Regions from separate parts of the Homo sapiens genome. Here all the other regions are linked to region 2. Evidence: chromatin loops called from intact Hi-C (ENCODE). Cell type or tissue: PC-3. All regions are shown on one strand. Each heading gives the region's core, and the rest is flanking DNA. Links, peaks and the distances in the headings are about the cores only.

Region 1 (10,757 bases), core at 1,144-9,143, 220 kb after region 2:
AAAATATACTCAGAATCGTCTCCCTGAGATTGCAGAGGGCAAAAATTTAGTGAAATTGATAGGCACTGGTTAACAAATGGAAGAAACTACACTTTCCATTTTTAATCTCCAACTTTAAGGACAAGATTTTTCTCAGATGCCTCTAACAGTTTCTGCAATTGTCTCTAGATAGACACTAGTGAAGAGAGAAAGCAAATTGCTCCCTGCAATTACTAAGCTCTGAACTCCTAAACAGCCAATTTTTATGCTGTCATTGTAGTTGTGTCTATGGACAGCTGGTTCAGGCTAGGGCAATCATTCCCAGAGCCCTTCACTACTGCTAAATGCAATGTGGAAAATTACCCAGAAAACAGCTGTTTGTGCTTTAGGCGGTACCTACATGGGGAGAGAAGCAATGGGCGGGTAGAAGTCACAAGCCATAAAATTGAGAAAATACTATTTTCAAGTTAAATGCAAAGGGAAGTCCCATTACAAGAGGTAATCAATAATCAAGAAGAAGGACAATAAGAAAAGACCCTCTGGTTAAAGAGAGAAGGGAAGCAGCAAGAGTCCCCTCCAAATGACAAATAAGTGAGCTGTAACAGTTCCAGAGAGACTTAACTTCACCACTGTTATGGTCCCAAGAGCATTGATGGTGCTCACTCAGCAACAGGGAGCCAGGCACAGTCCTCAGCTTCTGTGTGATTTTCTCCTTCAATGCACACAACTCCACAATGTAGAGGCAGCTTCTATCTCAATTTTGGTAAAGTTCCGTGGCTCAATGCACACTGCTACTGACTTTTGAAAGAACAAGTAATGGCAGCATACCTATTCTCCTTTCCAACCATAAGCCAAGAATCTAAGAGACTTAGAACCCTTGGACATACCCAATCCTAACTCTGTCCCAGGTCTTGACAATAAGCTGCCCACAACATAGAAAGACCAGCACAGTGTCCTGAATCCTACACAATGCTTCCCCTTCTAAAGGCTCTATCTTCCCAGGCACAGCCAATTCTCACTCTCTACTTTGAATCCCTCTTACTTGTGAACAATTGGCCAGTGGGGTATAAAGCAAGGGTCTTTAATCAGTGAATACAGAGAGGGTCCAGAAGCAGCCAGAGAATCAAATCGCTAGCCTCTCCTAGGTTCCTGAGACCTGGCAGTCATTTGCTGCCAAGCCTGGACACCAGGCTACATTTAGATGGAAAATCTGGACTCACAAAGATTTTTACATACAGAATTCTAAGCAAGGTTATTGAAGTCCCTCACGGTTTATCCAGAACCTCCAGGCTCTCCTAACTGTACCAGGGGAACAGGACACAATGCCATCTGGAATGATGTTTTAGTAAACAACTTTAAAAGCCACTAAGGTGACTGTTGACTTCATTGATTTATTTCTGTGATGGAGAACTGGGGAAGGAAAAGCTACCCAATTTTTCCTCAGTACTGAACTATTCATAGCAGAAAGCTCGAAATGTGGTTTGATTAGCTTAATGCAAACTGCAAAAAGCAAGGATACATCCTCACCAGCAGAGCAGTGCAGTAGAGTACTGAGCTATGGGGTCCAACAGAACCCAGCTTGAGTCTTGGCTTCAACAAGATTATTGACTACGTAACCTTAGAAATGAACTGAACCTCACTTATCCAATCTATGAAATGAGGTTATTAATGAAGCAAGCTTCATAGAGTTTACCAAGTCAAAATGAGTTAATCCATGTAATGTGCTTAGCTAAAGGACTGATGAATGCTCATTATAAGTAATACTCTTGTTTAATAAATGATTATAAATTATATGTATTTTAACCCTTACCTCCTTTTTTTCTTTCCAAGGCCTGCTCATCATATAACTATTTTAAGGGAAAATGGTTAAAGGAAATACTTGATTGGCTTGTTGCTTTTCTTTAAAACACGGCACATTCTGGTTCCATGGTCTAAAATATGATCCAAAGAGTCAGTGACTCTTTGGATTTTACCCAGTGGAAATGAGTCCTTTAAAAAGAGGTCTAACATGTAAGCCAGAGGCAAAGGTGGGAGAAAGTGGTACTTTTTTATCATAAAGAAGCAGCAATTCAGGGGAGAAAGACAACAAGTTTCCCAGCTAGAGATGTGTTGGTTGAAGCTAGAACAAAGCCATTAGAGCTGTATATCCTGCTCAACAAGAGGAGGAAAACCACATTTTCCCAGATCTTGCTTTAAAATGCATACGGGAATGAGCATGCAAAGAATAAAATTCATAAAGCATCTCCCACCTCAAAAAAACACCAAAAAGAGAGTGAAAAGCCAAGCCACATAGTGAGAGAGAAGATACTTGCATCACTTAAAACCAACAAATGGCTTGCATATAGAACTTATACCAATCAATAAGAAAAAGACAGATAATCCAATTAAAAATAAGACACAGAAAGTATGAATAGGCACTTTACAAAATAGGATACCCATAGGCCAAAATATACCAGAATGCCTAAAAACTAAAAGATAATGGCCATACCGAGCATAAGAAAAGATGTGGAGCAACTGGAACTCCTGCACACTGCTGGCAGGAGGGCAGCATTAAAGTGCTACAGCTGCTTCAGAAAACTGTTTGGCAATAGGAACTGAAGATAAGCACATGAACCTCACAGCCCAGCAACTCCAACCCTAGGATTTTACCCAATGGAAATGAGTACAGGAATACAAAAAGATCTCAACAGAAATGTTCATAAGCAGAAATACTCAAAATTACCCTCATTTGAAAAAACTCAAATATCCACCAGGAATATTAATCAAATGGACATTGTGTTATGTTCACACAACTGAATTTTACACATAAAAAAAAATTGCTATGCATTACCAGAGATGATATTACCTACATAACAGTGACTGACAAAAGGCCAGACATAGAAGAATATAAACTGTGTGAGTCCATCTATCCATCTATATAAAGTTCAAAAAAGGGCAAAACTAACATATGATGAAAAGTTAGAACAGCAGTATCCTTTGGAAACAAGGGAGGTGAAAGGAGTCAGGAGGAGAATACAATTAGGGGAGCATGAGCGAGGCTTTTGGAGTAACAGTAATATTCTGTTTCTTGATCTCAGGGATGGTTACATGGGTGTGCTCACTTTGTGGTAAGTCCATTCTATTCATGTACTTTGCACACATGCGTATCACATTTTAATAAAGGTTTGAGAAATAAGTGAAACAGAAACAGGCTATTCTGATGTCTTGATATGATTGACATGGGCCACTGCTTAGTTGTAAATAAAGAAATACTCTGAGCCAGAAAAAGGTATTTCCAGGGAAACCTTCATATGGCAGAACGGACAGGTTTCCTAATACCAGGTGAACTGCTGAAGGCGTACATCCCACAGTTAGGGAGAAGCGGGGCCCTTGTCTAGTCTCAACCCTGACAGGTCTGGAAAGCCAGAAAGGCACAAGGGAAGCCTAGTACTGGCACAAGTAGTAATTAACATATTGATCGCTTACTAAGTGCTGGTATCTTTCCAAGTGCATAAAACATCTCAATTGATGTAATCCTCATTACTCTCTCTTTTATTTTTCAAGTGAAGTAACTAAGCACAGAGGAATTTGGGGGTTGGCCTGAGGACACACAGCTGGTAAAAGCCAGAGCCTAGATTCACCTGGTAGTCTTGATCCAGAACCCACATGCTTAACAGCACAATTGACCACCTCCCTGAACTACCTGGTGATCTATAGAATAGGAAATCCATCCATCTGCCTCAGCAGAAGCATGCATGCCAGCCCAGAAAAGAGCAGACAGACACTGGAGGAGCAGAGCCACCAGGGATGGGCACCAACCACATGACAGGCAACAGGCTAAGCAAGCTCTCTGTCCCAAATTTGATTTAATTCTCACAACAGTCCTCTAATCTAGCTATGATTACTGGCCCTATTTGAAAGATGAAAAACGTGAGGCTCAAAAGAGTTAACTTTACACAGCCAGGGAGGGGCACAGGCAGGTTGCAAGTGTGTAATTCCTTCACCTGAAAGGTCAGTAAGATCTCCCAGGTCCTACAAACCAGAATCAGAACAGGCCCTGACATCATGGTGTTTCCATGGCAACTCCAGGAGGCCACCACAACTGAGGTCAGGTATGGGCAAAGGAGTTCACACCTATAAGACTGCTTTATATGTCCAGGCTAGAACCAAATGCAGCAAATAACGGAGCTCCCTTGAGCAAGGAGAGGGGTAAGCTGAGCTATGAGAACTCCATGCAAATGAAAGCTGATGGGAGGCTTGGACATGCCCTGCCTGGAGTGGTGGAGAGGACCTCTGTTTTATCTGTCCCACAGGCTTCCCCCTTCTTCCAAGCAAACCATTTACGTAAGGTCCAGGCATGGCTGACCACACCCCCAGCCAGGCTGGCCACTGTGAGCTCACACTCCTTGCCACAGCAATGCATCAAGGAATGGATGCATGACCTTCACAGCTTGGTAAAAACCCTTCCTGTTTGCATGTGGATGCCAGAGAGAAAGGGTTCTCTCTCCACATGGCCCTATTAGGAAGAGGCTGGCTTGGAACTGCCAGAGAAGATCTTCCCAGTCATGTGATAAAAGCATCTCTGAGAATAAATCCAATGTGCCAAAGGAGCTGCAGCCAAGAGAGAGGAGAAAGCGAGTGCAAGCCTGGATGCAGCCATGCCTGAAGTCCAACAAAGAACTTTCAAATTACAGGGAACAATAACTCGGCTTTGTATGTAAGCCAGCCTGAACTAAATTTCATTCATGTGTAACCATGAGAATCCTAACACAGTAGAGGTCTCTGGATGAGGGATGAGGAAGGAATATTTTCCAAAGCAAGAAACTGCAGACTAAAGGGGGTGAAGCTGAACAGTCTTAATTACCCCTGAGGAGAGTTTCGAATGGGAACTACCCTAAGCTAAACCCCTAAAAGTGTTGCTCAGCATCCAGAAAAGGAAGGAGCTTGGTTTCATAGGAAAACCCTATGCTGTCCATTCACTGGTGTAGTTAAAAAAAAAAAAAAAAAAAAAAAAAAAAAAAAAAAAAAAAAAAAAGTTGGAGGAGCCAGACCAAAATGCTGGGGCAGCTACCATGGGTGTGGATGTGATCTGAAAAGATGGAGTCACCCATCACCTTCCAGAGAAAACAATTGTTAGAACGAAGCCCTTCCCAGGACAGAACTAGTGCATAGCCAGCTAGTCTTCTGCACATGAATCTCTACAGCGTAATGCACTGACGCATCTTTAAGATTTTCCTTTGATTTTCATTCCATACAGGATTCAGCCACTGAGAAAGAACAAAATGGTATTTTACTACCTGTAGATACACATCCTAACTTTTAAATTCGTATATTCAGATAGGAAGGGAGTTGGCAATAAGAGGTAATTAAACCCATAAATCCACTGATTTATCACTGGACAAACACGAAACTGGCACCATGACAGTAAACTCTTTGCAGGCCACATTTCCCTCAGAGTCGCTGCTGCAAACACGGCGGAAAATCCTGATTTGGAGTAAGAAATAATTTCATTTTAATCTTGTTTATCTTCTTGTAATCTTGTTTATTACTAGGGTCACTAGTAATCCCCTGTGACCAGTACCCATCTGGCACATTCTTTTAAGAAAACTGTGGCCACTGCTGTTTCATTCAATTCTGCAGTTGGTTTGTTGAATTTTTTTTTTTTTTTTTTTTTTTTTTTTTTTTGATGCACATTGTAGGCCATTGGGTATTGGGCTTATTTCTTTAAATAAATCTAATAAACGAACACACAGCACCATTTATTTCAGGAATATTTTGAAAGCACAAATAAGACTTTGGCAGCTTTTATTAGAGCACATGAAATGCTGTCTCCAGGGGAGTTCACAGAGCCCAACAAATTAGTTTAATCTCAAGTGGACCATGATGAAGGAAAGTGATCCACCAAAGCAATATGCAATTAGTACTAATATTCTGCAATTCTGTAGCTTGCATCATCTGAGCATTTTAGGATGGACTACATGCTTTAATAAATTCTGACAATGCCCTCTAGAGCTTCAAATCTCAAACTTTAGCCTGCATCAGAATCACAGAGGAAGTGAAAAAAAAGAGGCAGATCCCTGGGACTTACCCACAGAAATTCTGATTCAGGAAACCTGTCATGGGGCTCTGAAATCCCACCTTGCCCCTCCCCAGTGTGAGTGTGCTCCTGGTATGAATCATGAATACTACCATAAAGAAAGGTAATACCACTTTCCCTATACACAGACAAGAGCTCGGAATAAGCAGAAGCTTGACACTTGCTGTAGGGCAGCGCCATCCAATAAAACTTTCAACGATGCACCGGGCGTGGTGGCTCACGCCTGTAATCCCAGCACTTTGGGAGGCCGAGGCGGGTGGATCATGAGGTCAGGAGATCGAGACCATCCTCGCTAACACGGTGAAACCCCGTCTCTACTAAAAATACAAAAAAATTAGCCGGGCGTGGTGGCATGCGCCTGTAGTCCCAGCTACTCGGGAGGCTGAGGCAGGAGAATGGCATGAACCCGGGAGGCGGAGCTTGCAGTGAGCCGAGATAGCACTGCACTCCAGCCTGGGTGACAGAGCGACACTCCATCTCAAAAAGTGGTGCTGGAAATGGTCCCTATTCTGCACTGCCCAAAACAGTAGCCACTGGGCTAATGACCTCTTGAAATATCACTAGTATGACTGAGGAATTGAGCATTTAATCTTATTTAATTTCAATGAATTTAAATTTAAATGGCCACATATGTCTTTTGGCTTCTTTATCGAACCATATGGTACTAGATGAAACAGCAGCATCTAAGAAAAAATAATTGAGAGTTAGCTGTACTAGATCATATTTATTTCCATCATGAGAAAAACTACAGCAATTTCCTATATTAATAGATACAGGCAAAATGGCTTGGATTGAGTACATACTGTGCATTATAAGTCTCTCAAAAACCCTGTATTAGTTACGTTTTATAGGTGAAGAGACTGAGATCCAAGAAGCTAAGTGATCTGCCCAAGGATGCAGGGCTGGCCAGGACACAGTCAAGAGTTGAACACAAGTCCTACAATTCCAACACCCATGCTGTCTCCATCACAACACACTGCCTCCATGTAGATGAGCTCAACTGAAAACACAAAGGCCAAGGCCGTGGAAGTTGTCACCTCCCTTATCTCAAACTGACATTTTCCATTATTTTCCACATATCAGCTGGCATTCCTACCCAGGGTTCTATACATAAATAAAGACAGCATCCCACAGAGAAGGGAAGATGTTCCAGGACCAGGATTTGACCCTATTGCTTCTCCTACTTTCCATCTCTCCCCTCTGGTTCACTCTGCTCCAGTCACTCTGATCTGCTGCTGCAGCAACGTTTCAGGCACATTCTTGCCTCAGGGCCTTTGCACTTGCTGTTTTCTTATCTGAAATATTTTTCCTTCAGATATCCACATAGCTTACTACCTCTTTCTTGAGATCTCTGCCCAGCTGCCCTTTACAAATGAATCCTTCCTTCACTAGCTATTAAAAGAAGACCAAACTCCTCTTTCCACCCCCATGATCTCCTACTTCTGGCACTGCCCTTCTCCCTTTATTTTTCTCTGTAGGATTCATCACTCATTTATTGCCTGTCTTCCTCTACTCCCTCTAGGACATCAGCTGCATGAGGGCAGGTATTTCATTCTGGTCACTGATGCATCCCAGCACTTGACCCACGGGAGATACTGCACAAATACCCTGAATAAATACCTAGATATACAACCAAAGTTCACCTGCATGGCTGCAATACAGCTGTTTTTTGTTCTTTATGCTTTTCTGTACTTCCCCAACATTCTACAATAAACTATGTCCCCTGCAGTCACAAATCGACATGCCTTTCACATAATGCTACTCAGTGGTCACTGTGTTGCTCTAAATGTCACTGCCTCCATGAAAGCTCACTTTATATCTACCCTACTTGCCACTGTTCCTCCTTAGAGCTCTACCACCAGCAGCACAGAGCTAATATTCCCTGGAAACAGAGATGAGCATGTCTATGTTTCATCAAAACTGTTGGATCGAAGAGCTCACCACAGGGCCAGCCAATGAACAATTCTCCACTTATTTCATTTAAGAAAAATACAACTTTATCACTTCTGACAATTTTACAATTGCAATGAAGGCTGAGAATTAAAGGACCCAGTATTTGCTAAAGTAGCCACGTGACTTTTTCCCCCAGTACAGGCCAACTACAGACACTGTTTATAATGCTGGCATCAGGGAGTTAAGGGTACACTCACTTCACTGACCAAGCAAGTTTAGTTAATACATTTTTACTGAAAAAAAAAAAATACATATTATTGGGTGTGGTTTCTGATTTATGTGAATCAAATATGAGTGGAGTTATATATTAAAATAATAAATACACATGGCATACTACTTCATTTTACAGTGTTTTTCCTCATTTATCACCTTCCTGAATCTTCTGAACAACTCAGTAGGGGGTGGTTTACTCTTATTCCTGTTAAGAAGTTGCTATGGGCTGAATGTTTGTGTCTCCCCCAGATTTTTTGTTGATACCTAACCCCCAATGTGAGGTGTCAGGAGGTAGAGTCTTCAGGAGGTGATTAGGTTGTGAGGGCACAGCCCTCATGAATGGGATTAGTGCCCTCATAAAAGAGACCCTGAAGAGACCCCGCATTCCTTCTGCCACATGAGGACACAGTGAGAAAACAGCATCTATGAGGAATGGGCCCTCTTCAGATGATGAATCTGCCAGTGCCTGGATCTTGGACTTCCCAGCTTCCAGACAGTGAGAAATAAGTATCTGTTGTTTACAAGCCACCCAACATATGGTATTGTTGTTACCGTGGCCTGAACAGACTAAGTCAGAAGCTGAGGAAACAAAAGCACAGAAAGGCAATATGCATGCCTTTCTCAAATATCACCAAGTCACGCAAGGGGAGCCCGCATTCAAACTCAGGACTCAGGTTGCATTAAAGGACGTCATTTCTAGTCACGAGTGATGAGCAAAGCAGCAAGGCTGGGCGTCCAAGTAATGGAGAGGCTGGGATGGGTGACTGCAAAGCATGGCATGGCCGACTGAACGCGAACTAAAGGAGCATCCAGGCTGTGAAATTGTGCTCCCGGCTCTGTCTGTGAACATTACTGTTGGACAAGTGCTGCCCAGTGAATCAGGGGATGAAAAGGCTTTCCCACTGACCTGGCACTAATGCAGGCCTCATAAGTAAATAGCACTCATCTGTGACAAGCACCGATAAATCACAGTTTAGGGCTTTCCTCTGGAAGGACTGGTGGAGATGTCCGGACTAGCATAATTCATCATCCCAGAGAGACAGGTTAAAAGGTACATTCAATGCTATGCAGAATCTTGACACAGGCTCACACAGGTGGGAGACTGGGGACTTGGGATTTGAAGAAGCCCATGTATGGAATAGCAGAGACCTAACAGCAGGCTTCCTGAGACCAGGCTACCCAAGCCCTCCTGCAAAACGGGGAGATAGGCACAGCTAATCCCAATGAACTGCAATGTACTTTGCTTAAAGAATTTTAGCTGGAGTGCACCTCAAGAAGGACAGACAAGAGTATCTATGTGTGTATATATGTACAAACACACAATACATACATACACATGCAATAGATACATATGTGTATATGTATATAAACATAATATGTATGTATATTTTCTTTTTGCCTTTTCTTGAAGTTAAGCTTCAATTAAAGAGGGATGTATATACACACACATACATGTATGTATGCATATCTTTATGTGTGTGAATACACACATACATGTATATTTTTATACAAATAAGTGTGTATGTGTCTACTTATCTCCCTTTAATTAAGACTGTCCTCAGAATGCGTCTCCTTTGGAATTACTGAGTAAACTATGATTCATTCACTCCACAGCATATCATGATACATTAGAAAAGATGCTTCCAAAGAATCTGAAATAATGAGAATATTTTATGAAATTATAACTGAAAAAATTGGGATTTTTGTTAAGCATGCACAACAAAAACACAGTGGAAGCAAATATAAAAAAAACTTAAGGGTAGCTACCTCTTAGTGATAAGAGACATTTCTTCCTTTATGCCTTTCTATAGCAGGCATGAATTGTTTTAACAACGATAAGTATCAGACTATGTTTTAAGGAGACTATGAGGTGTGTCTCTCTTTTGTGAGGGGAGGGGTCCCTTCTGGCCTAGTAGAGGGCCTGGCCTGCAGTGAGCATTCAAATCCTCGAGGAACAGGGTGGGGAGGTGGGACAAAGGCAGGAAGAAAGTAACGGAGAGCCTGGGGAGACATGGTAGGGCACAAACATGAGCAGACCAAGGATTGTCAGAAGTTATCTCACTAAGATCTAGGAGGTCAGTGAATGTCTTCAATCGAGGTGCACAGGGCAGACTTCTGGCACACTTAATTTTAACAGAAGGAGGAAAATGATAGGAGAAAGTACAAATCGGGTAGGAATGGACATATTTTCATCAGAAAAGAGCGTGGTACAATTTCAAAATCTCATCAAGACAGGAAATGTGACCATACAAACATGATTCAAAGGCGGTATTTTACTGTGGCCCAGAGAAGTCTGTCTCTGGAATCAGACAGACGTGGCCCCAACCTCAGCTCACCCACCCACTAGCTGTGAAACTGTGGGCAAGTCACTCAAACTTTCTGAGCCTCATTCTTCTCACCTCTAAAACAGGAATAGTTGTATGAAGATTACGTTTAAGGTACTTTTAACAGTGCTATGTGTGCAGTGAGGACCCAGTGAATGCCAGGTGCCTTTTCCTCTCACTGTGATGGGCTGACCATACCCCACCCTGAGGGC
Region 2 (10,757 bases), core at 1,612-9,611:
CTACAGAATGCTGGCTCCCTCTTGATACAAAACTTCCTCTTGTGCATATTTGTTCAGTGCCTAGTACGTGCCCAGCATGGCAGCAGGCATTGTGGGGGCTACACAAAAATAAGCCATTGCCCACGTCTCACACATCAACTGAGCTGATGAAGCAAAAAAGAGTGTGTCCTTGTAAAGCCATGTGGATGTGACTATGAGGTGAGGCAGGACACATGTCTCCATAGGGATGGGGCACGAAAGAGGACCTCAGGTATGGGATGTGCTACAGAGAGCACGTGGACTGAAGGTGAGCCGAGTGGAACGCCGGGAAGGCAGCAGGCAGGTCACTAGCATGAGGAGCTTCCTTTCATTCAGCACAGCGTGTGTGCACGTGCCCAGAGCCGGACACAGCTGCCATGACCGGGCTGCCTCCTCCGCCTCTTCTGGGCTAGTTCTCTGGAACAATCCTCTGTTTCAGACTAGTGGTTCTCTGGCTTATTAAAAGAATCCTTAAAGCTAATTTAGGGGAACAAATATATTTTTATGTGTCCATTTGTTTCATAAAGTCAAAATTATTACCTTTGTTTATCATAAAGCCTTATCATGCTATTGCTGTTACTGCCCGATTGTATCTGTGATAGACTGTGAGACTCCCCCTCTCCAACCCATTCTCTTCTCTCTCTGAGAGAGGAATCCACACTTCTGCTCCAGGCCCCATGTCTTGCAGCAGCACCTCCCTGTAGGAGGGTCAACTTTCCCACCAGGTCTAGCCACATGCTCACTCCAACCAGTGGTGGTTAGTAGGAGGGATGCAAGCCAGGTTTGAGCAGACATGTCAAGAATCACTGGTTTCATCACCTCTGTTGCTCTTCTCTACCATGAAAATGATGTGCCAGATAAGGGCTGTTCCCTTCTGCCCAGGACCCAGAAGGCAGAGAACATGGAACAGAGCTGAAGTGTTCTGAACAGAGCCACAGCTAACGCACAATGTGAACACGGAAATAGGGTTTATCATAATAAGCCAATGATGTTTGGGGATTATTTGTTATTACAGCATAACTTAGCAAAAGCTGACCAACAGAATGACTTCCTTCCTGCTAGACCATGAAGGCCTTAACAGCAAGAAAAGGTTTTAGTTAGTGTTTTATCCCTGGCATGATATGACATACACAGAGCCCTGGCATAGAGTAGGTGTTCAATAAACAGCTGCTGAATGACAAAGGCAGAAAGAAGGGAGCCACAATTCACTTTGCTGCTCTGGACCTCTGTTCCAGTCCCTGGGTGCTTACCAATCTGCCTGCACAAGGAAGGAAGTGCTGGAGCTCAGTACTCACCACATTCATCCTAAACCATCCTTTACCCATGTCTACTCCCTGAGACGCCTCTTTGAGCTCCACATTGAGTACTCTGCCCCTCAGCCTGCCTGCTCACCCCAGCCTATCATTGGAGTATGAGCCTCTCTGGGTGGCCTTGCCATGACTGTGGGCCCTGTGGACTGTAATTCCTGGAATCCACTTTCTCGGCTGGCCTGCAGCATCCCCTCTCCTGTCCAGCCCTGGTGGCCATCTCTGCAGGCAGCTCAGTCTCCTCCCTAGCTACAGAAAGACACCACCAGAGAAAACAGTACTTATCTCTTATCTGTATCAGTGAAAATCCAAGTTCAAGGGCACAGATCTGTTTTTTTACCTTTCAGGACAATATGTGGCATTTCATATATGTAGCTCAAAAGGCCAATTTCTTTTTTTTTTTTTTTTTTAAAGAGACAGGGTCTCACTCTGTCACCCTGGCTAGAGTGCAGTGGCATAATCATAGCTCACTGCAGTCTTGAACTCCTGAGCTCAAGCAATTCTCCTGCCTCAGCCTCATGAGTAGCTGGGACTACAGACATGTTTTGTAGAGATAGGGTCTCACTACATTGCCCAGGCTGGTCTCAAACTCCTGGGCTCAAGCCATCCTCCCACCCCAGCCTCCCGAAATGCTAGAATTACAGGCAAGAGCCATCATATCCAGCCATAATTCCATTTTTTATAAAGCTTAAAACAGGCTATTTAGAGATACAGATACATGTGGTAAAAGCTCCTTTAAAAACTGGCAGGGGAGGGGACCATGACAAATACCAGGAAGATAGGGGTCACCTCCCCAGGGAAGGCAGCAGGACTGGTCAGACAGGAGCCCAAGGGAAGCGTCACAAACATTGATGATGTTTTATTTTATAAAGTAAGCATTAGATTCTGAGGCTTTTGTTCTGTTACTAAGCTTGACAACTTCTATAAATAATATATACATTTTTATGTATCAAAGACTTTATGATAAAATATAAAACAATGTTTATAGGCTCCTATGGAGGTGACAACGAAGCTAGAACCACACCTCCCAGAAAACTCCATGAGCAAGTGCGGGTAGAGCCCTCCAGGAAGGGTTGAGAGTGTGAAGCTCTGCTCCTGAGCCCACGGCCTCCCACAGATGTTCTCTTCCCACAACACTTCTCTAATTCTCACCCTTGAAGTTACCCTCCCAATCACTTTCCCTCATCCTCCCTCCTCCCTTCTCCCAGGTTCTTTCTAGGGAAGAACAGATACAGAAGCCAAAACCTGATCACCATTCCAGCTTTACACTAAGGACTCTATGTAAAGACTATAAATCTCTGTTGTTGAAGCACCCAGTTAGTGGCGCTTTGTTACAGTAGCACTAACAAATTAATATTCTTTCCATCCAGATTTTTTAAAAAGAGAGAGACTCTAAGGAATGAAGACACTTTGTCTTAGGTTTATAAAGCACAGATCTTTGTGCCAAGATGGCTCAGCTCTGCTGGAAAGAAACAAAACAAAAACTATGAAACAGCAGCCTCAGGATATGAGCAGTTGGACCTAAAGAACTTGGCCAAGTTGTATCAGTTGTGACGCATGCCCAGAAAAGAGGAAATATTAAAAATTCAAACCTTTATATTGATTTTATGATGAAGCAGTCAAATAAATAATTAACTCTAACTCTCTAAAGGAGGAGAGTTGAGAAACTAGGAAATAAGTTAAGGACTTTTAAACATTATACTAGAACCCATACTCATACACAACATATTATTATAAATACAAACCCCTGGGGATTCTAGACCCTCGACCTGCTAAAACAGAGATGCCTGCCTGCCCTTATCACTGCAGACAGAAAAAGAAGCAAGAGCCAATGACGACATGAACAGGCAGATACACTCAAAATGTTGACCTACTTAAAAATAAATGTGCTAGCAGATTTCCCAACCAATCTTTCCTTCCATTTTGCATAACACTCTAATACATTGGTTGGAATGAGTGAATATTTTCCGTAAATGGTCAGTAAATCTTTCTCTTTTATGATTTGTAAAGCACAGCTAACAACCTCTTTCTGGTTCATTGCTCACACAGGTCTCAACCGAGTACATTTCTCTACCACACCACACTCTGCTTTGCCTCTCATGCTTTGGGTATTATTTTTAACATTTTATTCAAATTGCTTTCTCCACTGTATTTCATCAACCTATCATCCATTTTTTAAGCCAGACTGTTGACAGTTCACAGTTGACAATTTTGTTCACAGTTGATGAATTCTGATTTGTTTTTATTCACCCAAAATCATGTCACAGTAGGTGGAGGGGAGCAATCCTGAGGCTTTGCCGGCTTTAATAATTGGGCAGGAAGTGAGCGGCTGCTGACTGCACCAGTCAGATGCCAACATGCTGTTCCTGGCTGACGGGAGAATAACCACCCATTTCTGCACAGAGCTTGAGTGGCTCAGTGTTCATCTGGAAGAAGCTATGCACAGAAACAAGGGAAGGTCTTTGGTCTCATTTAGAACCTTATTGAACATCCATAAATACATGTGTTCCTTTCTGCATTTAACACATATTCACTGAGCATCTACTATGGGCCAGACCCTGGTCTAGGTGTAGAACCAATGGGACAAAGGCCTGTTTCCATGAAGTTCACATGGCAGGCATTGATGGGAGTCAGGGAATTAAGCAAGAGAGAGAAAGAGACAGAGAATAAAGGAGAGGGAATGATGTATGGTGTGATCAGTAAATCTTCTGGAAAGATGACATCTGAGCAGAGAACAGAATAAAGTGAGTCATGCAGCTCTCTGGGGAAGGAGGGTCAAGGAAAAAGGAAGCACAAAGGCCCAGGGTAGAAGATTTTGACTACACTTGAGAAACAGTGAGGAAGCTAGAGAGGGATGAGGAGAGCGGGAAGGACCATCTTAGTGGAACCGATGGTTGGCCTGTGTGTGACCCACGGCACAGTCTTTTATTCTCCCTCTCTCCCTCTGTGTGGTACACACACATTTCTATGAGTTAAGGCTTCCAAATAAGTCAGAGCCTTAAACTTCTTGAAGACCAAGCTGTTAAAAATGTAAAAGAGGAAAATGCTTTTTTTTTTTACAAGAGAATAGCAGCTACAAAATTTAAAAGAAAGGCTAGAGTTAGAAAGTCACCATTTTGAAACTCCTCATGTAATTAATTGAGTCAGAAAAGGACCATTTAATATTTGCTAAAAATTTTGGGTGAAAGTTATTAGAGAATGAAACATTCACACAGTCTTAAAATGTCTCCTTATAGTGTTATTATTACACAAAGAAGAAAATGCACACTTTCAATAAAACAAACGGCAGTCACCCCTTAACAAAGGGACCAAGGGTCCAAGCTAATACCACTGGCGGCGGGACAGGCTGGCATGTGCCTCCTAATATGCAACAAAAGAAAATACACAGTAGCACCTGTGAGGCACTGTATTAAAAAGGTTGAACCCGACTCTATGCATTAGGAAACAGACAAATCCAAAATTGAGGACATTTTATAACAGTCTGAACTCTAAAAGCAAACCAAACAAACCTGGGGCAGGTGGATTATCATACTAGAGTAATCATTTCTAATTAAAATAAATTAAAAATCGGAAACAAATGAAATGAGTGAAAGTTAACAGAACCTTGACTAATAATTATTATACAAAACACATTATTATACAAACATTTGGGGAAGAATTTCTGTGATGTTAATGTGAACTATATGCTAGGTGATATTATGGAATGTTCTTACAGGCATAATACCTACTAAGGTTAAGGTGGTTATATAAGAGAACACCCCTTTTCTTAGGGGTGAGGTGTCACAATGCTGCAAATTACTTCTAACTAGTTCAGGGGAAAGTACGTATGTATATACAGAAAGCAAGAGTACACAAATGTGCCAAAATACTAACGACTGCCAAATCTTTTTGTTTTGTTTGTGTTTTGAGACTGAGTTTCGCTCTTATTGCCCAGGCTGGAGTGCAGTGACATGATTTCAGCTCACTGCAACCTCCGCCTCCCAGGTTCAAGCAATTCTCCTGCCTCAGCCTCCCTAGTAGCTGGGATTACAGGCACCTGCCACCATGCCCTGCTAATTTTTGTATTTTGTTGTTGTTGTTGTTGTTGTTGTTGTTGAGATGGAGTCTCGCTCTGTCACCCAGGCTGGAGTGCAGTGGCGCAAACTCGGCTCACTGCAAGCTCCACCTCCCAGGTTCAGGCCATTCTCCTTTCTCAGCCTCCCGAGTAGCTGGGACTACAGGCACCCGCCACCACGCCCGACTAATTTTTGTATTTTTAGTAGAGACGGGGTTTCACCGTGTTAGCCAGGATGGTCTCGATCTCCTGACCTCGTGATCAGCCCACCTCGGCCTCCCAAAGTGCTGGGATTACAGGCGTGAGTCACCGCGCCCGACCTAATTTTTGTATTTTTAGTACAGACCGGGTTTCACCATGTTGGCCAGGCTGTTTTCGAACTCCTGACCTCAATAGATCTGCCCGCCTCATCCTCCCAAAGTGCTGGGATTACAGGTGTGAGCCACTGCAACAACTGTCAAATCTTAATGACGGGTATACAGCATTCATTGCATTATTCTTTAAATGCTCTGTACATTGAATAATTATTAAACTAATAGCCAGGGGAAGAAAATTTAACTTGCTTTGCCCAGTGGTGCTAGGAGAACTCTTCCCAGAAACCACTCCTCTTTTCCCTCCCTAAGCTCCTCCCTCCCCAGTGGCTTGCCACTCTCAGGTGTTGCAGTTACTGTCCCTCCTGCAGCTCCCGCTAGAGGGCGGCTCTCGGGGCAGGGACTGGATCCTATTTCCTGCTGTATCCAGGCTGGCTTACACCTGGTAAAGAGCTGACCTTCAGTAAGGATTTGTTAAAGGGCCAAGTGATCCAGGTTTTCCAGAAGCACAAAATTCTCTTGATTGATATCAGCAATTAGCTTTGCTCATTTTCTTACCTTGTTTATCTTGTCAGTGATTTAGCACACCCTTTTCTAGTGAGTGAGGAGGTAAGTTTCAGTCCAGTTCATGTACAGATTGTCACAGGCTTGGTTTTAGAGGCAAGGCTGAATAGTTTCTCTAAACTGTGTGACGAAACCAGTGGAGAGTCTTGCTGTCCTCCAGGCAATGCAACCAAGAGTGGCCGGCACCGTGGAGAGGAGTGCAGCCCTGACCTGCACGTGCAGGCCCACCCCCAGCAGGCTCCTGGCCCCTGCTTTAAGCTCCCAAACTGCACACAAGGGGAACTGCCTTGGCTCACCTCCACTGTTCTCACTTCTGGACATTTTCCCTGTTATCTCCTCTGCCTGGGATTTTGTTAGGACTGGACACTATTTTGACATTTTAAATTTCTGTGGGATTTTTTACTTAACTGGGATTTCGGAGAATAGTGCAGATGAGGAAGGACTTGAAGTTCCTGGGCCTGTCATCCTCTCTAGGAGATGGCTGGCCCCATGGAGGGAGGACAACCTGCTGTACATCAGAGAGGTGGGACCATGCACAGCCTCACCATGCAAGGCCTGGATGCAGCAGAGAGCCCAGACCCGAAGGGCTCTCAGTGAAGGCCCACAGTTGGGCCAGCTGCAGCCCTCCCCTCTTCCGAACGGGGCTCCAGTGCCTTTCCTCCAGGAAAGCTTTTCTGAGGCTCCTGCCTCTGTGCCCCAGGACAATTCTCTCATTGCACTCACCACTGGACAGTGCTTATCTGTTTACATATCTACTTCTTGAAGGAAATAGTATCTTTGACTAGAGCCTAGCATATCACAAGTACAGGTGCTCCTGAACTTACTATGGGGTTACATTTCAATAAACCCATCTTAAGGTAAAAATAATCAGAGATTGAAAGTGCATTTAATATGTCTAACCAACAAACATCATAGCTTAGCCTAGCCTACCTTCAGTGTACTCAGAACACTCACATTAGTCTACAGTGGGGCAAAATTATCTAAGATAAAGCCTATTTAATAATAAAAAGTAGGATATCTCATGTAATTTATTGAATACTGGACTGAAAGTAAAAAAAAAAAAAAAAAAAAAGAATGGTTGACGGGTAGCCAAAGTACAGTTTCTAGTAAATTCATATCTCCTTTGCACCATCTTAAAGTCATACCATTTTCAGTTGAACCATTGTAAGTCAGGGACCATCTGTGTCTTATACATTTTTTGTTTATTTATGGGATATATCTTATGTAACCCTATGTGAGAGCAGGTGTTAATACATTCATTCTATAGATTAAGAGCAGGTGTTAATACATTCATTCTATAGATGAAGAAACTGAAACTAGAGAAAGCAAATAACTGCCTCGGGGACACAAGGTGAGTAAGTAGCAGATTTAAAATTTTTTTTTTTGAGACAGAGTCTCGCTCTGTTGCCCAGGCTGGAGTGCAGTGGCATGATCTCAGCTCACTGCAAGCTCCGCCTCCTGGGTTCATGCCATTCTCCTGCCTCACCCTCCTAAGTAGCTGGGACTACAGGCGCCCACCACCACGCCTGGCTAATTTTTTTGTATTTTTAGTAGAGACGGGGTTTCACCGTGTTAGCCAGGATGGTCTCGATCTCCTGACCTCGTGATCCACCCGCCTCGTCCTCCCAAAGTGCTGGGATTACAGGCGTGAGCCACCGCGCCCGGCCCCCGCAGATTTAATTTTTAATTCAACCCCTTCACTTCTCCCTAGTCCAGTGCTATGTGTAATGACTCACAGACTTCTACAACAGTGAGGGGTTTGGCAAAGCCTTTACAGGAATCCTAGGAGGACAGAGAGGAGACAGAAATTATGCCAGAGCTCGGGAAAGGGAGAGAGAACAGGAGGTGCCCTGCTGGCGGCTGTGTGGTGCTGACCGGCAGGGAAGAAATGGAGTCAGCCAAATACAACCCTTGCTTGTCAACTGTGACTTGTCACTAGTGATAGTGATGTTAGTCAAAGCCACTTTAACATGTTGCAATTAGCTAAGCCAACTTACAGAAGTGAAGCTGATCAGCTCACAGACCTGAATCAGGTGATGTGGCCACCTTCTGTGTTCCAGAAGCTGACAGCAGCCAGACTTAGCCTCTCCTGGAGGCATAAAGGCCTGCAGCTATTCCTAGCTAACAGATTAACTGTGAAGTGTGATCATCAGAGCTCTCCCAAGCAGTCCAGAGCGGCCCAGCCAGGGCCTCAGAAGACAGTTCTGTTCATAGGATCTGGTCTCCGAACTTGACTCCCACCTGATGCAAGCTCCTAGAGAGAGCTGTCCATGCTCATACACCCTAGGGCCACATATAAGCTGTACCTTGAAAGTGGACAGGAAGAGGTTGCTGAAATAAATTCATCATCTTCCCAGAAACTCTAGGAAGTTGGAGACTATCACTTTCATTTTACAGATGAGAAGGAAAAGGGTAAGAAAGGAAAGAACACAAATAAGAATGAAAGAAGGAGAGAGCAAGAAAAGAAAGCTGTAGAGGAGGCATGGCAGAGGAGAGGAGGGAAGAAAAGAGAGAAGAAATACAAGGAGGAGAACAGAGGAGATGCTTCAAGTATAGAAAAAAGCACAAAACATCCCAGAGAGACTTGGGAGATGCAAGAGGCAATGTGGGAGCAGAGACCTCGTTCACATGTCTCTCGCCCAGCCTGGATATGTGGGCTCAGGCAGCGCTAGGAGAAAGGAAGAGGATGTTCTGAGGTGCTGGCACCTGCTTAAAATTAAAATGTCTCTGCAGCTATAAATGCCCTCGAGATGCCTGTCTCTCCAGCTGTCCTGGTTTCCTTGCAGGGGACCCAGCCCACACTAAGCCTCCTCTCCATGCTGCCTGTTCCCCACTGGCTCGGGCAGTTTACTCCACAGACAGAATTCACCGGAGGTGGAGGGCAAGTTGAGGTGGCACCTGATTCTATCATGACTCACACCTCTCCAGCTGTGATGGTGGGTAGGGAGAAACTCTCTGCCCAGGATCTGTCTGCATCTCTCATTACAAACCTAGTAGGGAATCTGACACCCAGGGCGCCACTGCTTACTGGGGTTAAAGGCAGGTCAATTTACATAACCTGTCCAAGTCTTCATTTCCTCCTCACTAAAGATAATCCCTACTTCCTGCAGCCATCCTGGAAGTAGAAAGGATAACTAATGATCTCTAGATCTCTAGTGCCTGGCAGCATTCCTGGCACATGGTAGACAATTAATCTTTGCTCCTTCCTCCATACCCCAAAGCCCACATTCATTCTCTTCTTCCTCCAATAGCTTCTCCATGCCGGACTGATCTCTGTAAAATGCAAATGTGTTTGTGACACCCTACCCCAGCTTACAACCATTCCTTGTATCCTGCTATCCTCAGACAAAAAGTAAAGACTTTTAGCCCAGCAGAAAAGGTCCCCAGAGATCTGTACCCCACATATCTCTCCACTCACATCTCTTATGTCTCTCCAAACACATGCTTACTGTGACCCAGCTTGCAGACCACGCTTACTCCCCCTCGGTCTCCTCGGCCATGTCCCTTGAGGCTTCCTCTTGGATGCTTTGCTTTGTCTACAGCTCCCCCAGGAGCCTGCAGTAGGCATCCCTAGGTACTTCTAGCACCTGCCCACCTCTAACACTCTGTCTCTTGCCCTGTACTTCAATGACAGCTTTCTTGCCTGTCTCTCTTATGAGTTCCATGAGGACTAGGTTTTAATTCACTTGGTTAGCCCCAGTGCCTGGAAAAGAATCTAAAAAAGAGTATGTACTAAATAAATGTTGGACAGCTATATAGATGCATGGGCAGGAGGATGGAGGGACAGCCCCACCCATCTAACCACCTGCTGAACAATCGACACAGCTCTGTTGTCATCTCCAATGCACTTGGCCAAATGAAGTCATCTCTATCCATCTCCAGGCTTTGATACTCCTTAGGTCCATGAATGGTATCTGGACTGTCACAGTCCAACAGATGGAAAGCTTTGACTGTCTCTCCTACCATCCCATCTGATTCCCCCCCCCCCCGACTTAGTGAAATGTCGTACCAAAGATCCCAAACTAACATTTTGCTCTCAAGCCCTGATCAAAACTCAAGTCCTCCCTTTTGATGCTGGTCACCATCTGGTACTGATGCTGCTTCTTCAACAACACTGCTCTGACTCTTCAACAACATGCAACAATTCCTTAATAGCTGTCTTCTTCCTCCTCCCCGTCCCTGCTTCACTCTGATGTTGCCTCATCTGAATACCTCTTTCTTTTCCCATCCCAAACCTTCCCCACCCAGGCGTGTCCTCCTCTGGACATGACCCTGACCACTCCTACTCCTGCAGACCCCCCTTAGCTCCAGTGACATTTCCAGCCCACCCCACTCAACAACACACCGTCCCATGCCTGCTCTTCTGGTTTCCTCTTACCCTCTAATATTTTATAATTTAGCTGCTAGACTTCAGGATATTTGTGTCATATGTCTATGTATTCTTCATAATACAGATACGAGCACTAAGTATATTTCTATTCTTCACAGTGCTGGTAGAAATGG
Region 3 (10,757 bases), core at 1,620-9,619, 120 kb after region 2:
CCTCAAAAAGCTACCAGTAGTGGTGTTCTGACACATGGAAGGGTTATGATCCATTATGAGATAGCCAAGTAATTAGTTAGCATAAATTAGTGGAAGTAACAATGGCTCAAGAACGGGAGTTTTTAGAAGGTTATCCTTCCACCCCTTGGAGCAAATATAAGGTTGTCTGATAAGAACACATCTCTTGCTTAGCAGCAGTGTAGAGAAGAGGAGTTACAATCCTATTAGGTGAGCATCAGCCCAGGCAAGTCCACAGGACATCCTGAGTCAGGTGAATCATGGCAGAAGAAAGGTTGGGAGCTCTTACTATGCTATCCAAGATCCCACGTATGTGGCCCCATTCTTCCCTATCTTACACCTGCCCCCAACTTGCCGCTTGCTCCAGCCACACGTGGCCACCACTTTCTGCCTATACAGCATATCTTATCTTATGGCGCTTTGCTTATTGAACTTCTCAGATCTTGCATTTTTTACTCATTGAAGGTTTGTGGCAACCTGAGTTGAGCAAGTCTATTGGCATCATTTTTCAAACAGCATGTGCTCACTTTGTGTCTCTGTGTCACATCTTGGTAATTCTTGAAATATTTTAAACTTTGTCATTATCATTATATGTATTAGGGTGCTCTGTGATCAGTGATCTTTGATGTTACTATTGTATTTGTCTTGGGGCACTATGAACCACATGTATATGAGATGGTGAACTTCATCAACAAATGTTTTATGTGTTCTGACTGGTCCGTTGACTGGCTCCTCCCCCATCTGTTTTCCTCTCCTCAGGCCTCCCTATTCTCTAAGATAAAACAATATTGAAATTCGGCCAATTAATAACACTACAATGGGCTGTAAGTGTTCAAGTGAAAGGAAAAGTCCAACATCTCTCACTTTAAATCAAAAGCTATAAATGATTAAACTTGGTGAAGAAAGCATGTCGAAAGCCGAGACAGGCTAAAAGCTAGGCATCTTGTGCCAAACATTTAGCCAAGTTGTGAATACAAAGGAAAAATGATTGAAGGAAATTAAAAGTGCTACTCCAGTGAACACACAAATTACAGAAAACCGAAACAGCCTTATTGCTGGTATAGAGAAAGTTTCAGTGCTCTAGATAGAAAATCAAACCAGTCAAAACCTTCCTTAAGCCAAAACCTAGTCCAGAGCAAGGCCCTAATTCTCTTCAATTCTTTGAAGGCTGAGAAAGATGAGGACATTTCAAAAGAAAAGTTTGAAGCTAGCAGATATTGGTTCATGAAGTTTAAAGAAAGAAGCCATCTCCATAACACAAAAGTGCAAGGTGAAGCAACAAGTGGTGATGGAGAAGCTGCAAGTTATCCAGAAGATCTAGCTAAGAGAATTGGTGAAGGTGGCTACACTCAACAGCAGATTTTCAATGCAGGCAAAACAACTTTCTATTGGAAGAAGAAGCCATGTTGGACTTTCATAGCTAGAAAGGAGAAGTCAATGCCTGGCTTCCAAGCTTCAAAGGACAGGCTGACCCTCTCATTAGGAGCCAATGCAGCTGGTAACTTTAAGTTGAAGCCAGTGCTCATTTACCATTCCAGAAATCATAGGGCCTTTAGGAATGACACTAAAGCTACTCTGCCTGTACTCTAAAAATGGAACAACGAAGCTCAGATGACAGCACATCTGTTTACAGCATGGTTTACTATGTATATTAAACTCACGGTTACGATACCTACCACTCAGAAAAAAAGATCCCTTTGAAATAATACTGCTCATTCACAATGCATCTGGTCATTCAAGAGCTCTGATGAAAATATATAGGAGATTAATGTTGTGTTCAGGTCTGCTAATACAACACCCTTTTTGTAGGCCACGGATCAAGAGGTAATTTGACTTTCAAGCCTTATTATTTAAGAAATATATTTCATAAGGCTATAGTTACCATAGATATTGATTCTCCTGATGGATCTGGGCAAAGTAAATTGAAAACCTTCCGAAAATGATTCATAAGTCTATATGCCATTAAATACATTAGTGATTTACGGGAGGAAGTAAAAATACCAACATTAACAGATATTTGGAAGAAGTTGACTCTAATGCTCATGGGCGACTTTGAGGGGTACAAGACTTCATAATAGGAAGTAACTACAGATGTGGAGGAAATAGCAAGAGAACTAGAAGTGCAGCCTGAAGATGTGGCTGAATTACTATAATTTCTTAATAAAACTTGAACAGATGAGGAGTTGCTTCCTATGGATGAGAAAAGAAAGTGGTTTATTGAGATGGAATCTACTGCTGGTGAAGAGGCTGTGAGCATTGTTGAAATGATCACGAAGAATTTAGAATATTCCATAAACTTAGTTGATTAAACAATAGCAGAGTTTGAGAGGATTGACTAATTTTGAAAGAAGTTCTACTGTGGGTAAAACGCCATGAAACAGCACAGCATGCTACAGAGAATTCTTTTGTGAAAGAGTCAATCAATGTAGCAAACTTCATTGTTGTATTATTTTTAAAATCTGCCACAGCCACCCCAACATTTAGCAACCACCAATCTGATCAGTCAGCAGCCATCAACACTGAAGCAAGACCCTCCACTAGCAAAAAGACAATGACTCTCTGAAGGTTCAGATGATGGTTAGCATTTTTTAGCAATAAAATATTTTTAAATTAAGGTATGTACATTGATTTTTAAGATATAATCCTACTGCTTGGAATAGTGTAAATATAACTTTTATATGCACTGGGAAGTAAAAAATGTGTGTGACTCACTTTATTGCAATATTCACTTTAGTGGAATGGTTTGGAACCAAACCCACAGTATCTCTAAGGTATGCCTGTACTCTGTGCTCCCTAAACTTTGGAATCTTTGTCATACTGTTCTCCCTCTCCTGAAATCCTTTTCCCACCCTGTCTACCAGCCTTCAGGTCCTTCAGGTCACATGTCACATTTCAGGAAAGCTTGACAAACCACTTGCCTCCCCAGAGCTCCTTTTCATCTGCAGCCTTCCTTCCCATTCCTCCAAGAGACTGAGGTCAAGATGGAGCAGGGCTGCTGTCTAATCCAGACACTGGCAATGAATACAGGTCTATGTATATTTTCTGAGCAAACCAAGGAGAACTCATTTTGAGGTCCACCTGTTTCAGAGCCTTAGGAAATAAGCCTGTCCCAGACAAGGAGAAGCAAGCCTTGAAAGACCTTCCTGTCAGTGTCTACCCTTTGTATCTGGGGATACAGAATGTTCCTGGCTGTCTTCTATTCTCTTCTCCATTAATTCTTCTGTCTTATTTTCCCAGCTAGAAGCTACAGAGGGCCAGAAACAACAGGATATGGGAGAAAGAAGATTCTAACTCTTCTTGGCTGGGATCTTGAGCAAGTTACTTAACCTCTCTGAGTGTTTCCTCTTCTGAAAAATGAGAAACATAAAACATCCCCTCACATGGGTTTTATGAAGAATAAATAAGTTAACACACAGCTTTCAAAGCCCAGAGTAAGTCCTTAGTTAATATGTATCTAACTAATCTTCTCCATTCTCTTTTTTCATAATCTTTGCTAAGCAAACCACAGGATCTCATACCACTGGTTTCCAGAGAAGGCCTGCTGTATGATGGAAATTCTGTATCAGTAGACTCTAAGACACAAACCGTACTCTAGGGTTTAGCTAAGAAGTCTAATGTACTTGGACTTTGAACATAAAAACTTTTGTTTGAAATAAAGTAGATTTCATCCAGTACCTCAAAACCTTCGCATGAATCATAAATTTCTTTTTCAAAACTGCAGTATGTGACCTGTAGTATCAATAGATCAATCATACTTTCCAAATTACAGACAATATCAGTGGCCCATCAGGTAAAACAGGCTTGGAGCTATTTTTTCATAATAGAAAATGGCACATTCTATGTGCCATGTACACCACTGATGACCTTCACTGCCTTTGGCCAAGGTCACTGGAGACGTTAATGTGTGGGGAATAATTTGAAACAATACCTAAAGTCTACTAGTCTTAAAACTAAGGTGCTCAGCTCCAGAAAATTCCCAATGTCTGCATTCTACTTTCCAACAAACTCACCATCTGTCCTTGCGGAAAAGATACAGGAAACAAATAATGAAAAAGTAAGCAGTATGAAAAACAAGCGGCCAGGCGCAGTGGCCGGGTGCAGTGGCTCACACCTGTAATCCTAACACTTTGGGAGGCTGAGGTACGTGGATTGCCTAAGCTCAGGAGTTCAAGACCAGCCTAGTCAACACAGTGAAACCTCGTATCTACTAAAATACAAAAAAAAATTAGCTGGGCGTGGCGGCGTGCACCTGTAGTCCCAGCTACTCGGGAGGCTGAGGCAGGAGAATTGCTTGAACCCGGGAGGTGGAGGTTGAGCCGAGATCACACCACTGCACTCCAGCCTGGGTGACAGAGCAAGACTCTGTCTCAAAAAAAAAAAAAAAAAAAAAAAGAAAAGGAAAACAAGCTCAGAGAGTCTCCTTCCCAGGGCTGTGTGCTGCATGGAGAGACGGAGGGAGGAATGAGTTGTGCAGGAGAGCCTCACACACATGAAAGCCTGGCAAATACCCAGCTCCCAAGACCTGAAGTTCAACACGGCAGAGTCGTGTTATTTGTTAGTCACACACCAAATCCCAGCCACTGCTAGGTGGGAATAAGGAAAGGCATGGAGTTAGCTTACATTAGAAGGATTTTTCCCACTCCTGAGACTGCCTCCCTGGCATCTGCCTGTGTGGGCTGTGCAGTCCCTAGCATGGGCAGGGGCAAACAAGGCCACACTTCCTGCACAGCCTCCTAACCAGGGCACTGAAGGGTTGTAAACAAAGGAGAAACATGATGTGATTCATACTTTGCAAAGATGACACACTATCTATCAACAGAAAGATGGACAAATAAATCATTCTGTACACAATAGACTATGGCCCAGCAGCTAAAGTGAATGAGCTAGAACTGCATGAACCAACAACACGGAAAAACCTCAAGACTATGTCAAGGAAAAAAACAGTGTGATACCATTTGTACGGGGTTTAATATGTGCAAAATAATAGTATGTAATGTTTACTTACAGATCATAGTAAAAACATACACATGGGCATGAAAAATACCAAATTCAGAATTGTAATTACTTCTAGGGAGGCAAGGAGAGAACGAGATCTGGGAAAGATATACTAGGGTCCTCACTGACAAATCTCTGATGTTTTGTTTTTGTAAGTAAAAGCTCTGAAGCTGATAGGGCTGTATTAATGCTGGTAGGTAGATACAAAGTTGCATTTTTAAACAGAGAAGAAAGTATCACCCTGATGTTTGTGTGGCAAAGACTCTGGAGGGGAAGGGGAAAGACTGGAAGAAGTATACCAATTAGGAGACTGCTGCAACTAGGAGGTTTAAGAGGGTCATGTTAAACTAGGAGATCCTAAGAGGTAGAGGAAGGGGTAGACCAATTAGGAGGTTGCTGCAATTAGGAGGTCCAGGCAAGAGACAGTGAGAAGTGAAGAAACCTGGGATATGCCTGGGAGGTGACCCAAAGCCTTGGGGATTGACTGGGACGTTAAGGGGAGGTAGAAAGTGATGGAAGGGGAGAAGGAATTTTGATGTCCAGTTTTCTAGCTATAGTAACTGGGTGATGGAGGCCCTGGAGCAGGCAGAAAGCAGTGGAGAAGAAACATACAGACATTCCAGGGATAGATCAGAACCAACCACCCCCAGCACCATTCTCTAGCAAATTAAGTGAGATACAGAAATCTCCACAGACTCATAATGGGCAGTCACCATAGAATATCACGAGAATTATAAGTCATGCTTGGTGTCCGCCTCTGATGAAATAACCTAATTAAAGAAGGGATGGAAAGGGTAGAGCTGAAGCCCCAAGTAAAGCAGCCAGCCCTTGCTTCATTCTGCCCTCAAACCTTTGGGTACAACTAGCAGAGAAAAATGAGAGGTCTGAATGGTGTCCATGAATACTTGATAGCTCAATATAGCTTTGGGGGTGCAAATGGCTAAGAAACATGAACAGCGTCTGGCTGCCCCAGAGAAGTTACATTAGCGGTAATAACATGGAGGGCTATAGGTACAGGGTGCCGGTAATTTATTTCCCCTTTAAGGATATGTTAGGAAAGGCAGATTTAATAGTGTGGAAATTAGAATGGGTGAGAGATGACGTGGCAATCATGTAGGTAACCTATCAGGCTACCCTAGCCCCAAAATGGCTGGGGTCAGCTCTCCTCCCCTAGAGGCAGCTCTGAAGCCCTCTGAACAGCTTCTTCCCTTCGCCCTAAGAAAAAATATTGCACACCTCACTCTGTTGGGCAGAATGGCGAAGCATTTAATTGCTTATTTAATTCCTGGGCTGCTGGCAGAAGGCAGGGAGAGCCTGGGCCAGCCACTCCAAACAGTATCACCCACAGGTGGAAAAAGAGATGGCTACAATAGCAACTTTTCTTCCTTCATGCTTTGCAGATTCAATAGCTCATCATGAGGGGACAGAGTAGCATGGTGGTCTTGATCACTTTTGTTAATGAGGTATTGACTGTGCTGGGGCCAGGGCATTAGTCAAAGAAGTGAAAGAGCGTTTCAGGGAAAGGGAACAGCTCGTACAAGGGCGCAGGAGTGAGAGAACATGCAGCCTGTTAGCTGAACTGCAGCAATTCAGTTTCCTCAAAGCAGAGTGGCGGGTGGAAAGTGCCAAGAGCTGAGGGTGGGGGGCCAGGCAAGAGCACTGGTCTTTGCTTTCTCAGGACTCGGCCCTGTGCCACGCTATGCTGGGCAGATAGAAGGACGACATGGAAAGCCCTGCCCTCTAGGAGCTGACAGAGCACAGCCAAGTCTTCCTCCCCTCCTCCAACATCCTCCTCTTTCCCGGGCACCAGACTCCTGCTTCCCATACCAGGCCCCACCTGATTTCCTTCTAGGAGGGCAGTGATCACCCCGTGGCTCCACCCTCTACCCCAGAGCATTCAGTGAGCACTCTCCTCTCCAGGTCCACGAAGACTCAGTGAAAGCTCCCATCTGAGCCTCCCATAAGCACCAGCCCTGAGCCGGCAGCTACAAGCCCATTTCTGGTCAGAGCCTTCAGATAAAGGATGCCATCACCATGCACAGTACCACAAAGGACCCTGGTCCTGTCTGGTCAGGCTCCACAGGTTTAACCACAATGAAAACAACGTGCTGAGAGCAGCCACTCTCTCTCTTCAATGTGGTTCTGATTCCCTCCACATCCAACACGTGAGTGAGGGAGAAAGACCAACCAGGCCCCCAATCCCTAATTAAATTCACCACACGGCAAAGGGGTCATCCATCACTTCTTTTGTTTTCTTCTCACTCTAACAATGTAAAATGACCCTCTTAAACCAAACTAAATAAGCTCGTTTGGCCTGTCCTTTTAATGCCCCTTCATTGAAAGCATAGCCAACATATGTAGACAGGTTTCCAACTCCCTCTACTCGCTTCCACTTTGTTTCTCTTTCCAACTTTTAGGAGCCTCTGCCTATTTAGTGGTTTGGCTTCCAGGAAGGCCTCTCTCACAGATACTCACCTGCCACTTTGCCTTGATGGGCAGTGGGCAGTTCACCAGAATCTCATAGACATTTACGAAGATAATTTTAGGGCTGTGGTTTTGCTTAACATTAATTGTTTTTTGAAGATATCTTAACAAAGCATGCAGGCAGCCATAAAATGAGTTCTGAGTTCCAGCGCTGACATCATTACTGCCTCACTAAGCAGAGGAAGATGTGGGAGCTGGGGCAGTGGATGAAGGATGGGGCTTAGGCATGACGGCCACCCTATTTGGCCACAGGCTACAGTAGGCCAGCCTTGAGCTTGGACTGCTGCCAATGTGCATGGCATGATGTGAGGGTGGCCCACAGCTCCAGATTTGGAAACTTTATGTCAGTCATCACCCAGACTACCTACTCCAAGGCAGGTGACTCAGCCCAGGCAGGCTCCTGCAGCAGGAAATGCAAAGATAGGTATGAGTACATGACTGGTTGGCAGCACCAGGGAAACATCCCTCCAGGATGGCTGGAATAGGCTGGGCCAAGCCAGGGATGCAGATGCCAGCCCTCTGGGTAGTAGTAAATATGCAGAATTGTGTGCACCCCACAAGTCTCTTAGAGCTACTGTCACAAAGTATGGCCCCCAGAGTCACTAAGATACCTCATCCTGGGCATGTGGAAGACTGAAAGAGAAGAGAATAACTCTCTCAGGCCACCCAAGAGCACCAGTCAATCAAATTAGCATCTACCATGTGCCCAGGGCAATGCGAAATGCTGTGAAGGATCTCAAGAAATAGAAGACCCACTTTTGCTACCCATTACCTCATAGATCATTGCCTCAGGCCCTCTGACACCCCTCACCTATTCTGAGTCCATCTACGTGCCACCATCTCCAGCACCAGCTCCTTTCTAGTGCAACCTAAGACTAATGTACAGCAACAGTCTCCCAACTGCAGACTCCAAACCCCAGCTCTCCCTGCCCAAACCATTCCCCACATGGCAGCCAGAGAGCACTTTTCATAACATAAATCTGTCGCCTAGCCCTCTGCATCTGCCTGAAAACCTTTCGGTGGGTTCCCATTGCTGCTAGGATGAGGACAGTACTCCACAAGGTGCATGGCCCTGGGCCATCTGGCTTCAGCTGGTCCCTCTGTGGCATCTCACCAGGCTTTCCTTACTCTCTGCAAGTGGTCTTCTTTGACCCCCTCCCATCCACTGCCTTCCATCACAGAGTATTTAAACATGTGATGCCACTGGCTGCAATGCTATTCCTTCTCTGCTTTAACCTATTTAGCTCCTTCAAGTCTCAGCTCGAATGCCACTTCCTCAAGGAAGCATTCCCTGACTGCCTCCAACTATATCAGATCTTGCTTTTATAAACTTCTGGAGCACTGTGTGCCTCTACTTGACACATATCACTGTTTAAAATTTACATTTATTTATGTGATCATTTGGTTAATGTTTCCCACTGAACTATAAGCTCCTGGAGGGCAAGAATTGTGCTTGTCTTTATCATCATGTGACCAGTACTCTTCAGGGTGCCCCCTGCACAATATGAGCTTAGTAAATATTTGTTGAATCAGAAAATCCTGGCATCAAAGGGCTTGCAATAGCTGGTCTAGTTTCATGAGAGGATCCATATCTAGCTTCAATTAAATTGACATTCAGCAAAGAAAATAACCTAGTCACCCCGGAGCTGTTGAAGAAATCCAGGCAAAGAGGTTGACCAAAGTCCCCTATGTGCCAGGATACCCACCTGAGGACCATCACCTTAATCTTGACAACACGATCAGGATCTTACACTCTTTGGATGACTGTGGAGGCTCACTGATTCTGCGAAGACTCCAGAATTCATTTAGACATGAATCTCTGCATTCATACAACCAAAACCTGCTCTGGAACTCATATGTCCAGGAGCTTCAGGGCCCTCTCACATCAGAACAAATGACTGTCCTGAGTAAGCTGCTGGCACCTGCTTGTTTTGCACCATTAAAAAGATGTGGCTGAGGAAGATCGAGATACTCTGGGAGATGAGGGATGAGGGAGCAGAACTATGAATTCTGCTTTGAAAGGAAGCAGAACTATGAATTCCAGCTCTGCAGTGCACTGGCTATGTGACCGTGGACAAGTCACTGTGCCACTCTGGGCCAGTTTTCCCATGCACAACAAGGTCAGGTTAAGAATCACAATATCTACCTGCCAAGGCTGCATGAGGATTAAATAAGATAATGTGTGTGACATGCCTGCCACAGGAAATTCAAATTCTAGTTTCCATTAGAAGAGAAAAATCTTCATACTAAGAATAAAATTTGGTAACACATTGTATTCCTTTAAAAATTTTTTTAAGTTTCTTTTTTTCTGATTCATCACAGTAATACATTTTAATTGAGACGTAATGTGGAATAGGAGATAAGAAGCCATTAAATGGGTTCAAATCTAGTTCCACTTCCTAACAGCTGTTTGACCATGGGCAAGTTACTTACCTACCAGAGTTCAGTCTCTACATTTACTAAATGGCTATGATAGTATTTCCCAATTTATATCCTAGTTGTAGAAATTAAACAAGACAATCTATATAAAGTACCTGATACAGTGCCTGACACACTGTGAGGACTAAGTAAATATTACAATCATCCTCCTCACTGCTACTGGTAAAACTTCTTAAAGTCAGAATTGTACAAAAATAAGAAAGGCAAATAATTTGTAATACCACCCCCCTATAGACATAATAGAGTGTTTTTTTCGTTATATTGACATCAGTATTTTTCTGTTATGAAATTGGGGTCATGTGATATAAACTTTGTCATATTCTGACCTTTTCACTTTTTTATGTCATAATTGTTGTTTAAAAACAAATGTAAAAAAGTTTCACATATTCTATTCTATAAAAGTATCAAAATTAATCCATCATAACAGTTCACCAACAAATGTTTCATTAAATGTTGGTTTTATAAATAATGCTGCAATGAATGCATTTCTGCATATGTCCTTGTCCTAATTTCATTTCCTTAGAAGAGACTCTGAAAGGATAAATTACTGTTTAACAAAACATATGTATTTTTTAAAATTCTCAATATATGGCTAACTGCTTTCCAGAATTTATACCTCCATGCTTTCTAGCATAGTGCTTGCCATATTGACGGGCTGGATAAACAGCTATCAAAGGGAGAAAGGAAAGTAAGCACTATCTTTTCAAAAAATACTGGCTAATAACAGAAAGATTGTTTCTTGTTGCATTTTTCACTTCTTTGAATGCTAATGAAGTTAAACTTTTTCATGCTAATTGTTTATCTACAGTCTACGAAATTTT

What was found. A loop is a pair of places that touch in the nucleus more often than their neighbours do. Peaks named below come from ENCODE experiments on the same cell type or tissue, not always from the same donor. Only the 100,000 strongest peaks of a DNase experiment are listed, where the experiment ranks them.
Region 1: it touches region 2 in a loop (5-fold over the local background); 4 of 110 quality-filtered maps call a loop at or near these places.
Region 3: it touches region 2 in a loop (8-fold over the local background); 3 of 110 quality-filtered maps call a loop at or near these places.

Annotation. Positions count from the first base shown.
Region 1 is chr5:137,287,479-137,298,235 of GRCh38, forward strand. The region is part of intron 2 of SPOCK1 (SPARC (osteonectin), cwcv and kazal like domains proteoglycan 1); the gene reads right to left. Among named protein-coding and RNA genes, the nearest start is that of SPOCK1, 210 kb to the right of the region's middle. In PC-3, for the core only: no CTCF peak of the experiment used is centred there; DNase peaks (open chromatin) are centred at 5,203, 6,093 and 9,103; H3K4me3 peaks cover 469 bases; H3K27ac peaks cover 4,251 bases.
Region 2 is chr5:137,069,303-137,080,059 of GRCh38, forward strand. The region is part of intron 5 of SPOCK1 (SPARC (osteonectin), cwcv and kazal like domains proteoglycan 1); the gene reads right to left. Among named protein-coding and RNA genes, the nearest start is that of CTB-1I21.1, 340 kb to the left of the region's middle. In PC-3, for the core only: CTCF peaks have their summits at 6,075 (motif pointing right) and 6,279; DNase peaks (open chromatin) are centred at 6,049 and 9,189; H3K27ac peaks cover 1,515 bases.
Region 3 is chr5:137,187,846-137,198,602 of GRCh38, forward strand. The region is part of intron 3 of SPOCK1 (SPARC (osteonectin), cwcv and kazal like domains proteoglycan 1); the gene reads right to left. Among named protein-coding and RNA genes, the nearest start is that of SPOCK1, 310 kb to the right of the region's middle. In PC-3, for the core only: no CTCF peak of the experiment used is centred there; DNase peaks (open chromatin) are centred at 2,846, 4,756 and 7,846; H3K4me3 peaks cover 561 bases; H3K27ac peaks cover 3,772 bases.